2 separate regions of the Mus musculus genome follow, and region 2 is linked to region 1. Evidence: chromatin loops called from intact Hi-C (ENCODE). Cell type or tissue: heart. All regions are shown on one strand.

Region 1 (8,000 bases):
CGGGGCCTGCAAGATGGCTCAGAATGTGAAGGCTTGATGAACTTAGTTCAATCCTGAGAACCCACATGGTGGAAGGTGAGAACTCACTCCCCACAAGTGGTTCCCTGACTACACACAGGATACAAAAGAAAGAAGGGATGGAGGGAGAGGAAAAGGTAAATTTTTTAAAGGTTCTATTTCATTGGGATGATGGTTGCTTAATTCTGGGGGGGGGGGGCATTGAGTGAATAAATTATATAGTGATTTATGTATTAAATAAAATTGATTTTGTTTTGTATAGTTTGATATTTGAGACAGGTCTTCCTTTATTCCTCAGGTTAGGGAATCCATTATTACCATTAGTATTCACCATTATATTGGTGGGTCAGTGCAATATGACGAGAAAAAGAAATAAAAGGCACATAGAATGGAAAAAAGATAAATTCATCTTTATTTGAAGATAACACGATTTAAAGAATCTGTTTTTAAGAAGCTGCTAAAGGTAATGAGTAGATCTGACTACTGTAGGGCATAAGGCATACTCACAAAATTAATTATATTTCTATATGTTAGTACTTGAAAGCTCAATAAAGCCAGGCATTGTGTCTCATGTCTATAATAATAGCACTAAGAAAACTGAGGCAGGAGGACTGACCCCAGTTTAAGGCCAGTTGGGTTAACCCATTTGGAAAAAAAAGAAAAGCTGAAAATTTTAAGATATCTAGAATAGTATCAATAGTATAAATGCTTATAATAAGTTAAACAAGATTTCGCCTGCAAGTATTATGCACTGAAGTTCATAAAACACAGCCAGGCAAAATAAAAGTCCTTAAAAAAAAAAAAACCGCCAGGTGGTGGTGGAGCACACCTTCAGTCAAAGCACTCAGGAGGCAGGGGCAGGCAGACCTCTGTGAGTTCGTGCCCAGCCTAGTCTACAGGGTGAGTCCCAAGCCAGTCAGGGTTACAGAAAGAAATGATACTGCAGTTCTTCACCCAACCCTCATGCAACTGTCTTTGTGGAGATAAAGTAGCTTCATTTTACATAAGAAGTTTTGTAAACAGCTAATTTTATTGCTTGATACCAATTGGTTGTTCATGATACATACTTTTCTGCAAGAAAGCAATGAATGAAATAAAGGCATAGAGAGGAAAACTTGGAAAAACCACAATATATTAGGATGTCACTTAATTAAACTTGTATGTGATTGGTTAGTTGTTTTAGTTACAGTTTCAAATCTTATAGATACAGAAATTCTACTTCTTTCTAGAACAAACTTATATGTCCTTACATGACAGTGGGGGAGACAACAGATTTCTAACTGCTGAGCTTTTTACTTCTGAGGAGAGTCAACATTGTTACTTCTTGTCCTTCATAGTCTAGAATTCATCTGGGTCATTAGCTTCTCCAATTTGATTGCTAGGGCTATGTTTCCTTTAATCTTCAACTTTCCTGACATAAATGCCATGGTTGGCTTTAATTTCCCTAAAACGAAAAATAAAGACAGTGAAAGCATTAGTGACCTAAGGAATATGCTACTTGAAGAACATGCATTCTAGGAAGAATTCCCAGAGTCACATAAATTCCAGAGCACAGAGACGTCTACACAGCACTTCATATTACTATCTAGGGAATCTCACTTCCTGACTTAGATGTCAACAATACCTTACAATACAAAAGATAACATGAGAAACAGTCAGCAGAGCCAGGTGTGGTGGCGCACGCCTTTAATCCCAGCACTCGGGAGGCAGAGGCAGGTAGATTTCTGAGTTTGAGGCCAGCCTGGTCTACAAAGTGAGTTCCAGGACAGCCAGGGCTATACAGAGAAATCCTGTCTTGAAAAAAACAAAAAACAAAACAAAACAAAAAAACCAAAAGAAACAGTCAGCAGACGGTAATGGCAAGAAGCTAAAGATGCTACATTTATACATATGCTGGTTACAGTACTAAAGAAATAGCCCCCAATAAATTCTGGTGGACAAATACTATGTTATTTAATTTCCAATCTGTTATAGTTCATTAACTCTTTAACTATTTCAAGTTTAAATTCAAGAAATCAAATGGTGTAAAATGCACAAAATATTTACAAATGATTATTAAGCTGGGCATGGCAGCATACATCTTGTAACCAACCCCAGCACTTGGGGGCTGAGTCAGGAGGATCATAAGTTCAAAGCCAGCCTGAGTTTAACAGTGACATTGTGTCAAGACAAACAACTAAGATCATTAAGTATATAGTAGTTAGGAGCTGGGGAGATGGCTCAGTGGTAAAGTACTTGCTGCACAAGTGTTAGGACCTTAGTGCAAATCCAGCCCAAGAAAAGCTGGGCACTACAGTGCACATCTGCAATTCTAGTGGTCCTACTTTGAGATGGGAAGCAGAGACAGCTTTCCACAGAAGCTTGTGGAAATTAGCATGGCATATACAGTAAGGAACAACAAAGACACCCTGTCTAAAGCTGGAAGGTGAGGAATGATACCCAAGGCTGTCTCTGACAACTAAGCATGCACAGTGGTACCTGAACATGTGTACTCATATAAACATGGAAACACATATACTAAACATTTTTATTTTTAGTATAGCATATGTAGAGATGGAGATATGGCTCAGTGGTTAAGAGGTCTTTCCAGTGGCTCATAAATGCCCATCACTCCAGTTACAGGGGATCTGATGCTTCTGGTCTCTGAGGATACTTGTACACACATGGACGCACCCACATACAGACACATACACACATATACATACACACACATACATACACACACGTACACACACACACTAACAAATTATTTTTTAAGTATAGTCTATGAACACAAAAGTTCATGTTAGCATTTTCAACCAGAGAAACATAGGTATTACAAACAGAATTATAACTATGTAATCCCAACACTTGGGAGGCAGAAGCAGGTGGATCTTTGAGTTTAAGGCCAACCTAGTCTACAGAACAAGTTCTAGGACTCTAGGACTCCAGGGCTACACAGAGAAACCCTGCAGAAAGAAAGAAAAGAAAAGGAAGGGAAGAGAAAAGAAAAGAAAGGCAGAAAGAAAGAAAGAGAGAGAGAGAGAGAGAGAGAGAGAGAGAGAGAGAGAGAGAGAGAGAAAGAAAGAAAGAAAGAAAGAAAGAAAGAAAGAAAGAAAGAAAGAAAGAGGAAAAGGGAAAGGGAAGGAAAGAAGAAAGGCAGAAAGAAAGAAGAGAAAAGAAAGGCAGAAAGAAAGAAAGAAAGGAAGGAAGAAAGAAAGGAAGAAAGAAAAGAAAGAAAGAAAGAAAAGAAAGAAAGAAAGAAAGAAAGAAAGAAAGAAGAAAAGAAAAGAAGTTGTAGCAACTAATAAACAATATTAGCCTATAGAGAAAAATACCTTCCCTTTTTCTTTTTACTATTAATTCAGTGTTAGTTCAATCTGGAGTACAAGGTTAATAGGAAAACAAGCTCAAAGAGGATAGTATAAAAAAATTATCAAAATGAGGGAGCTGGAGAAATGACTCAGTGGTTCAAAGCACTGGCTGTTCTTCCAGAGGACCTGCGTTCAATTCCCAGCATCTACATGGCAGCTCACAACTGTCTGTAACTCCAGTTCCAGGGGATCTGACATCTCCACACATACACACATGTGGTCAAAACACCAATGTCATAAAATAAAAATAATTTTAAAAAATTTACCAAAACAATATTGAGGGAAAAAAAACTTTCAAAGAAATCACAATGTAACAACATATGTACTAATCACAATGTACTAATCACAATGTAACAATATACATGTATGTACCCCTCCTCAGATAAAGTAATCTTAAACAATTTATTCTCTTTCCTTTTTCCTTAAGTGATAGAGACCTCACCTTGTTGTCCAGACTGGCCACAAATTTCTAGCTCAGCCTGTCTCAGCCCCCTAACAGAGACTGTAGGCATGTGCCATTGAGCTTGCCAACAGTTTATTTTATTACTTTCTGTTTTGCCACACAGTGACCTCTACTGGCCCAAGAGAGAGATTTGTTACTTTAGGGTTTTTGTATTTACAGTGTGTGCTTCTAGATAAATATAGAAATGGCTGTGACCTCTAAAGGAGACGTCTTAGGTGCCAAGATCTAAACTGTACCCATATAAGGAAGACATTCATAGATACAATGAAAGGAGAAAGACAGGATCTTCGCAGTCTAAAGTCCAGGTATCAAATGTGCCTCCTATGACTCATGACGTGGAGGACTCCAGCAAATGCAAGAGCACACTCACAAATCGGTAGAAAGCCCATGGTCTCAAGCTTATATATAAGGGAAAGTTAGAGCAGCCACTGAGCATGAGTGGTGGTGCCAGCTCTGAAGGGGGCAGGAAGGCTAGGTCAAGTCATCTTCAGCTCTACAGTTCTCCAGGCCAGCCTGGACTACATGAGGTCCTGTCCACTTATTAGAAGGTCAGTCAGAACAGCAGAATAACTAAGAGCAAGAGTGGCCTTCAAGATGGCTCAGTGGGTAAAGGCCTCTGCAGTGCAAGCCCAACAACCTAAGTTAGACACGCAGAACTTACGCTACAAAATTATCCTGACCTCCATCAGTTCACTGTGGCATGCACATGCTCCCCACACACAAATAATAAATTAAGCTTGGAGAATAATTATGGACACATATAGATTCATATCCTAGCCCTAACATCTACTCAATCGATATCTGATCTTGGGATTATTACTTATTTATCAGAGCATCAGTCACCACTTCTATAAAATGATGAAAATGATTTTTTGTTGTTTTTTTGGTTTTTCGAGACAGGGTTTCTCTGTGTAGCCCTGTCTGTCCTGGAACTCACTCTCTAGACCAGGCTGTCCTCGAAATCCGCCTGCCTCTGCCTCCCAAGTGCTAGGATTAAAGGCATGTGCCACCACTGTCTGGCATGAAAATAATTTTTTAAGATTTACTTACTTTTATTATATGGATATAGGTTTTTGCCTGCATATATGTCTGCACAACATGTGTATATAGTGCCTGCAAAGGCCAGAGAAGGTGATGTCAAATCCCCTAGGACTAGAGTTCGAGAGACTTGTCAGTCACAAGGATTTTGTCCTCTGAAAGAGCAGCTGGTCCTTTGAACCACTGAGCCATCTCTCTAGCCCTAGTGAAAAACATTTTATCTCAAGTTAAATCCATCATTTGTTTGTTTGTTTGTTTGTTTGGTTTTGGTTTTTCGAGACAGGGTTTCTCTGTGTAGCCCTGGCTGTCCTGGAACTCACTTTGTAGACCAGGCTGGCCTCGAACTCAGAAATCCACCTGCCTCTGCCTCCCGAGTGCTGGGATTAAAGACATGCGCCACCACGCCCGACTAGTTAAATCCATTCTTAAACCACAACAATTACACAATAGTTATTAAGTATATTTAACTTATTCAGCTTAGACACTGTCAATGCCTTTTTGTTTAGTTTATTGAGACAGGATCTTATTAGATAGCTCTGAATGACTTCAAACTCACTACATAGAGCCTTGAACTCACAAGTCAAGCCTTAGCTTCCCAAGTGCTGAGGTTATAAGCATGAACAGCAGAATGCATTTGTAATTGAAACTGTCCTTAAAATAAAATAAAAAAATCTATGATTCGTTTTTACCAAACATTTAGGCTGAGTATAGTGGTACACACCATTAATCCCAGTACTTAGGAGGCATTGATTTCTGTTAACTCAGTGCCAGTTTGGACTCCATAGCAAGAACCAGGACAGCCAGGAATATAGAGAGAGATCCTATCTCAACAAAACAAAAACAAAACCAAACATTTACTGATCATTAAATGTATAAAAAAATGCTGTTTAATCTCTAATAAGAAAATAGGGTACCCTTAAAATTATTTTGGCACTTTTAGAGATTACTGGGCAGAACATAAAATCGTGCAAAAGATTCTCTGGGATAGAGATCCCACAAAAGCAGGGTACAAGGGCACAAAAGAGTCCTGTCTTGTCTCCTTTATGGCATCTGGTGAGGCCGGAGTGAGGTACTGCTGACTTCTAGCCTCCAGTGACCACACTGAAAATACAGTACTTTAGTTCAGGCAGAATGAAGCCTACTTAGTAATCCTTGTGCATTATTTTTGTTTCCAATGTTACGTCATTATTTTCTCGGTGATGAGAAAGATCTACCTCAATTTTCCATTTATCAGATGAGGGAGAGGTGGATCAGAGGCAGCCTAAGAACAGCCTCCCAGGACCACATGCTTTTCAGCACGGCACTCTCCCACTGTTGGGAATGTTTCTGAACCTTGATTATCTAGAAAAGGAACAAGTAGAATATCCAAAATATTCTATTTGAAACAAGCAAACTAAGAGAGTTGGAAACGTACCTGAAAACATTTTGACAAAATCATCAGTGGCCATACTCATCACCACGTCTGCCCGGTCAGAGGGCTCTCCGTGTCCAACCTTCCCGCCTTTGCTCTTTAGATCAAGAAACCACGTACCACCATCTTCACCTGTACAGACAAATACGTGAAAATCTATGTCATCATTACTACAGTTGTAATTACCTCCTAACATGCTGTCCTGGCTAAAATCCTCAGGCCCCCATCAGACTCGGCACTGACTATGGTCTCAGCACTGTGCTAGGTTCTGAAGATCATTCAGTAACAAAAAGAAAAGCCAGCTTCTTCTCCAAAGAGGAAACAGAGGTTATGTGGGTGTGTTGATAGAGGGAGCAAAGCTGGAGTAGTGAAATTCACACAGAAGTTACAGCAGTGCTTAGAAGGGACTGGGACAAAGAAAATGGCTCAGTTTTATCAGGTGCAACACTTCAGTTTGGAGACGGACAGTGAAGAAGAAAACAGAGGCTATTAAAGAGGAAGCCAAGAAAAGCAGGCATTTCCAGAAGGAAGAAGTGCCCAAGCACCTTGGATCCTACTGAGGAGATGAAGGGAGGGCTGACAAACCCAGTGGTGCACAGCCCTCATCTAGGACCATTGTGAAAACAACCCCTGGGGAACAAAGGAAACCAGAAGGGAGAAAACTATGTTCAATAGAGCGGGCTTCAGATAAAAGTAAGTGTGGTTCTGAAAGAAAAAGACAGAGGAGATGCATCTATAACTCGGATAGTGCTAGTGTCTCCCATGACCTACTTCACTGTCAATGTCTGTCAGATCACCCCTGACTGACTGGATCAAACTGGACATGTGAGGAAGGGGCTATATGTAGCTAATCAAGCTTGGGAGGTACTGCCGGGAGCTAAGCTCCATCCACTTGGGAGGAAGAGGTGGGCCTGTGATGGCCGACTGATGGACTTCTGATGGCAGGAAGCTGAAGTCATTTCTACCTGCAGGTTTCTGAAAATAATCTGCTGTGGAAAATGAGGCAGTAAGCTAACAAAAGAGTCTAAGTTGCTGCTTAGCCCTATTTGAAGAGGAACCCACCAGTTCAGCTGATATTACTGCTTTGATTTTTGTCTAACAAGATTTGATAGTCTTGATGCAGCTCTGGGGAAACCAGGCAGTTTGTGTCATCCAGAACTAAGTCTTGAACAGAGAGGTCACAGCATAAGCACGGAGGGTTCAGCAAGTTTGGGACATTGCAAAAATAAAGACTGAAGCAACAGACCATGAGCTCAAAAACAAAAAGGAAGAAGGGAAGATTACAGTTAGGCAGAAAACAGCATAGAGGAGGAGAAAGTTTGCATATAACAGAACTAAGTAGTTCTTAAAACTACCATTAGTCTATGTTACTTTTATTATATAGAAAAACATTAGGAGTTTGTATTGGTTTGGTTTTTTGAGACAGGGTATCTCTACATAGCTCTGGCTACTCATTCTATAGACCAGGCTGACCTCAAACTCAGAGATTTATCTGTCTCTGCTGACCCTTCCCCCCTGCACCAGGAAATGCTAAGATTAAAGCAGTGCATGACCACACCCAGCTCATATGTAGAGGTTTTAGACTGAATTCATACTAACCTAACTCAAAGATAAAATTGGAAAGCTACCCACAACTGATAAATTATTGTATTTTACCTGTACATTACCTATCCATCTATGTAGGATTTCTTCTCTATTATATATACCAAGGAGTTAT
Region 2 (8,000 bases), 240 kb before region 1:
CCTTCATAGATCCTTCTAGGTAAACATAAAGCCGGTCAGGTAAAGCCAACATTTTCTTCAGGGTCATAAGTTTATCACAAAATGATTCTCAACACACTGCCCCATGAGAAACAAAAGCAACAGGAAAACACGAAGAGCTTAGGGGTGATGAGCAAGGGTTGGGTCCAGGCATCTCAGCTCAGCAGAGGGCTCAGCAGTGGAATAGGCATCATCTCATGCTGGCAGCACCACCTACAACCAACATGAATGCAGACACAGTTCTCCACACCACAGCTAGGGAGCTTCAAAACAAAACTAAACTAAATCCAAGGCTAGAAAGCTGACTCAGCTGTTAGCAAAGGGTACCCACATAGGGTAGCTCACGACTGTCTGTGACTCCAGCACTAAAGGGCATCTTTAGGGGCTGGAGAGATGGCTCAGTGGTTAAGAGCACTGACTGCTCTTCCAAAGGTCCTACGTTCAATTCCCAGCAACCACATGGTGGCTCACAACCATCCATAATGAGATCTGACACCCTCTTTGGTGTGTCTGAAGTTAGTTACAGTGTACTTACATAAAAATAATAAATCTTTAAAAAAAAAAAGGGCATCTTCAGACACCTGCACTCATGTGCACAAGCTCATACACTGACACAATACATAGGTATAGAATCAAAAATAAATAAGTAAATACAGCAAGCTCCAGGACAGCCAAGACTACTACATAATGAGATCGTGGCTTTTTAAAAAAAGGTTTTAAAAATATATAAATCCAAATATGTCGCTTCCATGCTTTAAATTCTCAAAACCATCCCATTACACAAGTCTAAACTCACTTCCATAGAGCAGGCATTACTGACCCGCCCCCTCCCCTCCTCCACACACTACTTCTCTCCCTGAGTTCCTCCTACTCTCAATCACTGGCCTTCTGGCTGACACTGCTCACTGTACCTCAGACCTTTGTACTATATGTTCTCTCTCTCTCTCTCTCTCTCTCTCTCTCTCGCTCGCTCTGTGTGTGTGTGTGTGTGTGTGTGTGTGTGTGTGTGTGTGTCCGAGTGTGTGTGTGTCCGAGTGTGTGTCCCAGTCCCAGATCCTGATGTGGCTACCCACCCTCTTCATCCAGGCTGCTGCTGGAAGCTACCCACTTAAGAGGTCATCTCAGTCCAGTAAAATATAAAAGTAACCCTGTATCCTTTCATCACTCTTCAACTCCTTCTCCAGCTTTGTTTCCCACAGGATTATCATTATTTGAACTTTATTGCATATTCACTGATTTGACTGTCTGACTCTCTACTCATCTGTGAATTCCATGAAAGCAGAGACTATGCTGTACTGGGGGGGGGGGGGGGGACTCGAAAAGTAGAGATGAATGAGTCTTAGAACAACAGAAGGTACCAGATAGACACCTGGGAACTGAGAATACCTCCAAGGGTAACCTGAGCCACACTGGCCATGTTAAAAGCTTGCCTCCACTAGCAGGGACACTGTACCTTAAGCTCTCCTATTTGCAATAAGGGTACAGCAGCACTGAGGGGGTCAGTATATGGGAGCGCAGAAGAATTTTAATCCAACAACATGGCAGCTCTGGCAAGAGATCACATCCAAAGCTATGAATTGGCTGGAATGCAGACAGCTGCACACCTTTAATCCCTCTGGCTGGAACACATACCCTTGATCCCTCTGAATGCAATAGAGACACACTCTTAGTACACACCTTTAATCCCAAACAATGACAACTACTTGAGGAGCAGACAAAGTGATGAATCAGAGAAAGATTTGACAGAATTTATCAGAGATAGGATACACCCAACTCACACAAGAACAGACAAGAAAGAGATGCTACTTAAAAGTAGTGAGGGAGAGAGGAAAGTACAGAAGTTCAGTTGAGTGCAGTTGAATTCAGCACATGGAGTTCAGAGGCAAGTCTTTTCAAGCAGAGCAATTCAGTCAGAAGTCAAGAGAAGCCTTTGAATCAGTCAGCTTGGAGAGGAGTTTGAGTCAGAATAGCTGAGTTGACCAGCCATCCAGAGTTCAGAAAGAGCTAGAAAGGGTGAGTTTATTCAGTGTAAGTCTCAGAGGCTGAAACATTCTAGGCCTACGATAGCAGACAGAGGCTGGAAGGGGAAGCCTTCAAGGTCCAGGCTTGCAGAAGTTTAGATTGTATAGAGGCTAGAAGCTTCTAGGCCTAGGGATAGTTAGATAAAAACGTTCTGGGCTCAACCCAAGCCATGTATTCATAAAGCTCAAGTATGGCTCTCCTCTCATCACTTCATCTGAGGAAATACCAGCAAAATCACATTTACAGGGCAGTACCAGAGGAGTGTGTGTGAACTGTGAGAGCATGGCAAGATGCATGTCACTGTTCAGTTTAAAAAAATAATAATAATGATTTGTCTGTTAAGTACCTTTACATTTCATTATAAGCTGTGGTGTAGGGTTTACCATGGGCACACCAATGTTACTGAAAAGAAAAAAAAATCACAGTAGAGACATAGCTGGTACCTCAAATTCATTTTCTTGCTGGTTTTATCATGCAAACGCCTATCTAGAATAATTCTTGTGAACTATGGTAACTGCTTGCTGATGAAAAAAAAAAAATACTCACTGCTGTAAAATGTCAACTCTCGCCTGTAAGAACATTCCTTCCTCCGTCCCCTGCCCATCACCCCATATCCAAGGAAGACACAGAGAGAACTTCATTGCTTTACAAACTCCTCTGGTTCAAAGATTTTCAGTTTCAAGATCTGTTATGGCCATCTGTTAGCAAGATAATTAACAGAAATCTCTGGTGGGATTCTTCATTACGTTAACAGGTTTACAAAGGCAGAATGACATCTACCGGGAACCAATACGGATGCAGTGAAACACAAGGCATGCTAAAATAACCCAGCTTCTCTAATGACACCACTGGGAAAATCTGGAGAATGTGATGACTCCACTTCAGAAAAGCCTGGCAAAGCAGCTCACAGCAACCCACAGCAGAGAAGGACAGCACTCTGTACACAGCCTGTACCTGCCTTGTGTGCCCTAATTCACATGCACAGTGGACACCTAAAGAAAGAATGTCCTACACAGATCAAACAGATGATTCTGCTGTGAACCTCAACTTAAACTCACTAGGGAGAGTCAACTCAAAAGGAAAAACCTCAAAAGCTGCTTGTCAAAGATACTCAGAACAGAACGGCAAACACCATGAAACCTGGAAAATAACCAGGACCCATGGTGTTTACAGCAGCAAGACAAAATGTTGCACACTTGTTATAAAAGCTGGGCAGAGAGGACGGTGCCTGTAAACCCAGCACTGAGGGGGCAGAGGCAGGGGGCTACAAGTTTAAGGCCAGTTTGCATTATAGAGCAAAGCTAGGCTTAAAGAATAAATAGGTAGGTGGAAGGAAGGAAGGAAGGAAGGAAAAAAATAGACAGACAGACAAACAGACAGACAACAATTATAAATATAGACTTCTAGACCATCTCAGTAAGTTACCCACAGCAGCTTACTCCTCTCCATCCTACCCTCAGACGCTAACTTAGAATCTAAAGAATAGGCAACAAAAAGAACTGGGTAAAAGGTGATAGGAAAAGCAGTATGACTCTGGAAATCAGGAGAGGGTCACCCAAGTGCCAGACTCTCTAAAATGTTCTACCAGACACAAGTGGGACACAGCTGAAGTGGGAACCACAAGGCACCTTTAACAGTTTTTGAGGCTATTTACTGTCACTGAGGCTCACAAACAACCCTGTCATGTGCACCCTAATTTGAAAATGCAGTTGTGGGGTTGGGGTAGGTAAGACAATGAGACAAAGAAAGTTTTCTGGCTGAGGTGCACAAGAACAAAGCATAACAGAGGACCACCAGCAGGGGGCACCCTGCCCACAAGGTTTTTGGTGCATTATTGAGGGCAGATGAACCCAGGCAGACAACTCTAGACATGTTCACAGACACAAAACAGACACAGCTGAAAACACAGAGGGGTGGGCTCTGCCATGGAGATCAGGCCACTGGAACCCAGACCCTAGGATGAGCCAAGCCAACTTTCCTCTACAGGAACGCCAGGACCCAGCCTTCCTTCCCCTCACCCTTGTCCTGTTCGAGTGATTACAAGTAAAAAACTCAAGACGATAGTTCTAGCAACATCAAGCAGAAACAGCCAGTCCAATTCACCTGTTCTAACGCAAGGCCAATAGCAGACATGTGTTATAACCACATCAGCCATGAGTAAACAAACTAAAAAGAAAAAAGAAACCTTAAGCCTGCATTACCTCATCAACTTAACCCAAGAAAACACACCCAGGAGAGAGTTCACACAGCAGCGAGAGACATGCAGGAGATGGCTTTAGCCCACAGCATGAACACATCCAGTCACATCTACTCCATGCTCTCGTTTTGTTAAAAGTGAGAAAGCTTAAAATGTATACTGAAAACAAGAAAAAGGGACAAACTCTGATTATTTTAGAAGATGGACTAGACATAGTAAAACTTACAAGGCCTGTCCAATATAGAAAGAAAAATATAACTATTTAGATCTTATTTCTCTATATGATTACAAGTTATATGTATATTACAAGTTACTATACTCTAAGTCCAGAAAGCCACAGTTGGGCAGTGACAGAAAGGACAGACCCATGGCCGAAAACAACGACCACCTAGGCCAGTAGGTTTGCAGCTGAGCCCCAGGGAGCCCAAAGCCTGCCTTAGTCAAGTATTCCAAGGCACACATAGAACCATGGAAAACCTCCCAAGTCACTTTATGAGGGTTAACCACTAATCTGCTACCAAAATGACAAAAAAGGAAATTATTGTATATACCAACAATAAAGTAACAGTTAAAACCGTATTTTAAAACTTATGGCTTATGTGTTAGTTGTTTGTTTGTTTGTTTGTTTTTTCAAAACAGAGTTTCTTTGTGTAGACTTGGCTGTCCAGGAGCTTGCTCTGTAGGTAAGGCTGGCCTCAAACTCAGAGATCCACTTGCCTCTGCCTCCTAAGCACTAGAATTAGAGGCATGTGCCACCACCGCCTTGCTAAATAAACTTTTAAAAATGAATATGTCGTGGCTGGAGAGATGGCTTAGTGGTTAAGAGCACTGACTGCTCTTCCAGAGGTCCTGAGTTCAATTTCCAGTAATCACATGGTGGCTCACAACCATCAGTAATGGGATCTGATGCCCTCTTCTAGTGTGTGTCTGAAGACAGCTGCAGTGTGTTCATATAAATAAAAAATAAATAAATCTTTAAAAAAATAAAAACAATATGTCAAAGGACCAGAGAGATGGCTCAGTGGTTAAGGCCCACTGCCGCTCTTGCAGAGGACCCTGGTTCAATTGCCAGCACCCACGTGGTAGACCCAAACCATCTGTAACTCCAGTTCTAGGGTACCAAATAGGCATGCATGCAAACAAGATATTCATACACAAAAAGTAAATAAATAATTCTTTTTAATTTTTTAAAAAGCTGATTAAGTGGTTAAGGGCACTGGCTGTTCTTCCTGAGGACACCCCAAGTGACTGGCCCCTCTTCCCATGAGAGGATCACATGTTCTTATTGTTTCCAAGTGGCTTCTTACAGGAAAACACTCTAGACCACTGGCTTTGGGTTAGGTCATGTGACTTGATCTAGTCAATGGGAAATGAATGATTGTAGCATAGGCCAAATCTAAGCTGACTGTTAGGAATTCTTGTGTCTCCCACAGTCTCTTGTTTTTTTCTCTGCCTACCTTGTCCCCAAAAGGGACTGTTCCTTCAGAAATGTAAGATTTGGGAAGAGCGAGTACAGCTGACTCACAGCCAGAAAACACAACATGACCTGAAATTAATGTCTGTTGCAAGCTTTGGGCTTTGGGAGTTGTTTATTATTTCAGTAAAGCTGGCAAGTGCATATAATTATAAAATGTCTCTGTAATTTTCTAAACTGCAGAGAGGAAATGGTCATACAACACTGGATAATTTTTAAGACATTATCCTTTTCAACCCTGGAGTTATTCACGTATGTCTTAACTAGCTTGTATAAGCTCTTGAACGTCACTTACTCTTACTAGTGTAAAAGGTTCTGTTTTCCCCACCACTGCCCTAGAAACCCCATCGCAAATAATCTCCAAAACCTCCACGGCCATTTGCACCCATCCACCAAGTCCTGAGGCCCCTCAGCCCGGTGTGCAAGGTGGTACTGTCTGGGAACAGGTTTATACTTTCCTTCTCTGGATTTTGATCCATTTCCTATGTGACAAAGACTCTTCCTTGTATGTGCGCGCACAGACCACCTGTTTCCACACTGATAGGCTGATAAAGCCTTTTAGAAACAGAATATGTTTCCCTGGCTTTCCTATGAGTAACCCTACCCTTTAAAATGCATCCATCAGCACAGTACAAAAAGAACACCTTCAAAGGAATTTCAGAATCAAAACCCCAGTCCATAGTCTTTGGCCAGGTTTCCATGATCTCCAGACTGTAGTCCCTGCTCCAGACATCCTTAGAAACAAGGATTTGCCTAGTTGATGGATTTACACATAGTTCCTATGGATGCCTTCTAAAGAGGCACCGCTATTACAACAACAGACTGAGCATTTAAGTGATGTCAGCCAAAGTGACGATACCGGGCTACCAAAACACAGGGCCAAGACCATCTGTGTTTAAACCACTCAGTAGGAATGCCAAAACCGCTAATGATGACACAAAGCAAAACTGGTTGTGACAGTACTCCTTGCCTTGAAGAACGAGAGCAAAGGGTGCTAGGACAGCTTAAGAAGAATGAGGACACTTGCCAAACAGAAAAGCAAGGCCAGGGGAGAGCAGTGTGGCCATTCCAGGCCAAAGAGTCACCTGCACTAAAGGAGGAGAGGCATTCCTAAAAGCTCCTCCCTAAACGAAGAACGAAGGCCCACAGCAAGAAGATGGCGATTGCAGGTGTTAAGGGATGAGCCTCACTGTCACTCTGACAGGATTTAGAATCACCATGGAGGTGGGAATTTGGGTGTTGTCTGTACAGGAGTTTCTAGGCTAAATGAAGTGGAAAGCCCGCTCTCTATGAGGGCAGCACATCATATGGACAGGGGCCCTGCCCTGAATCAAAAGGAGAATGGGAGCTGGGCAGCAGTGTTCATCTCTCTGTCTCCTGAGCACAGATGCAATGTGACCAGCCACCCCTGCCCCTGCCCCTGCCTTCCCATCACAGTGAGCCTAAAGTAACCCTTCTTTCTTAGCTCACTTTTCATGGGTATTGTGTTTGGTCAATGCATGCACATACTACTTGGCAGACTTCAAAGTCAAGTACACAGCTTTCTAAGAAGACAGACTAAGCTGTCCTAACACAACTAAAAACACAACTCTCCCTAAGACCAGCTCTCTTTTATGCCCATCTCTAGCCTGCTCTCAGGATCCTGCCAGCCAAAAAACCACAATTGAGCAAAATGTTCATTCTTCCACTGGCATTTCTGCACACACATCACACAAGGCCACGGGGCACAGAACCTGCCAATCGTCATCAAATCTGGTTGTTCTACATTAAAAGGAAAAGACTCTGAAGTGACAGGCCATTCAACAACATCTAAAGAGTCTAGGTCTCACGCATGGCTGTCCCACACCACCTTGTCCTTCAAGCACAACAGCCATCAGCATCTTAGCAGACGATGAGTCTACTGATGCGTCCCAGGGAGCAGAGGATCATCAGACCCTCACCTGAGATTAGGGCCACTCCCTCCAGCACCCCTTCCTCCTGGCCATATTTAATTTCTGTCTCTACCTGTGTTATGACCTAGGAGCAGCTCAGGCAAGTGTCCCATCTTCTGATATTGCAACACAAAGTTGTCACACACACAGTTCATGCTCAAGAAGCATCAATCAAGTTACAAGACGTCATACATAAAGTAAGTTCCGATTTGTACTGGGCCCCACTCACAGCTCTCCTGGGGCATATGCAGCCCGTGGGATACATGTGGGACATACCTGTCAGATAGAACAGAGAAGATAAATAAAGGCATGCTCCATCTATACAGCTAAGGAGAAGGAGTGAAGGGAAGTCTCACCC

What was found. Peaks named below come from ENCODE experiments on the same cell type or tissue, not always from the same donor. Only the 100,000 strongest peaks of a DNase experiment are listed, where the experiment ranks them.
Region 2: a loop joins it to region 1, with 3 times the contacts of the local background. A loop is called at or near these places in 15 of 42 quality-filtered maps.

What each region holds. Positions count from the first base shown.
Region 1 is chr4:59,611,097-59,619,096 of GRCm38, reverse strand. Hsdl2 (hydroxysteroid dehydrogenase like 2) reads right to left here. Exons shown (of 11, transcript NM_024255.3): 10 at 6,287-6,415; 11 at 403-1,462. The coding sequence ends at 1,350. Among named protein-coding and RNA genes, the nearest start is that of E130308A19Rik, 11 kb to the left of the region's middle. In heart, a CTCF peak has its summit at 3,950 (motif pointing left); no DNase peak of the experiment used is centred here.
Region 2 is chr4:59,846,266-59,854,265 of GRCm38, reverse strand. The region is part of intron 1 of Snx30 (sorting nexin family member 30); the gene reads right to left. Among named protein-coding and RNA genes, the nearest start is that of Snx30, 45 kb to the right of the region's middle. In heart, a CTCF peak has its summit at 3,835 (motif pointing right); a DNase peak (open chromatin) is centred at 3,865; H3K27ac peaks cover 553 bases.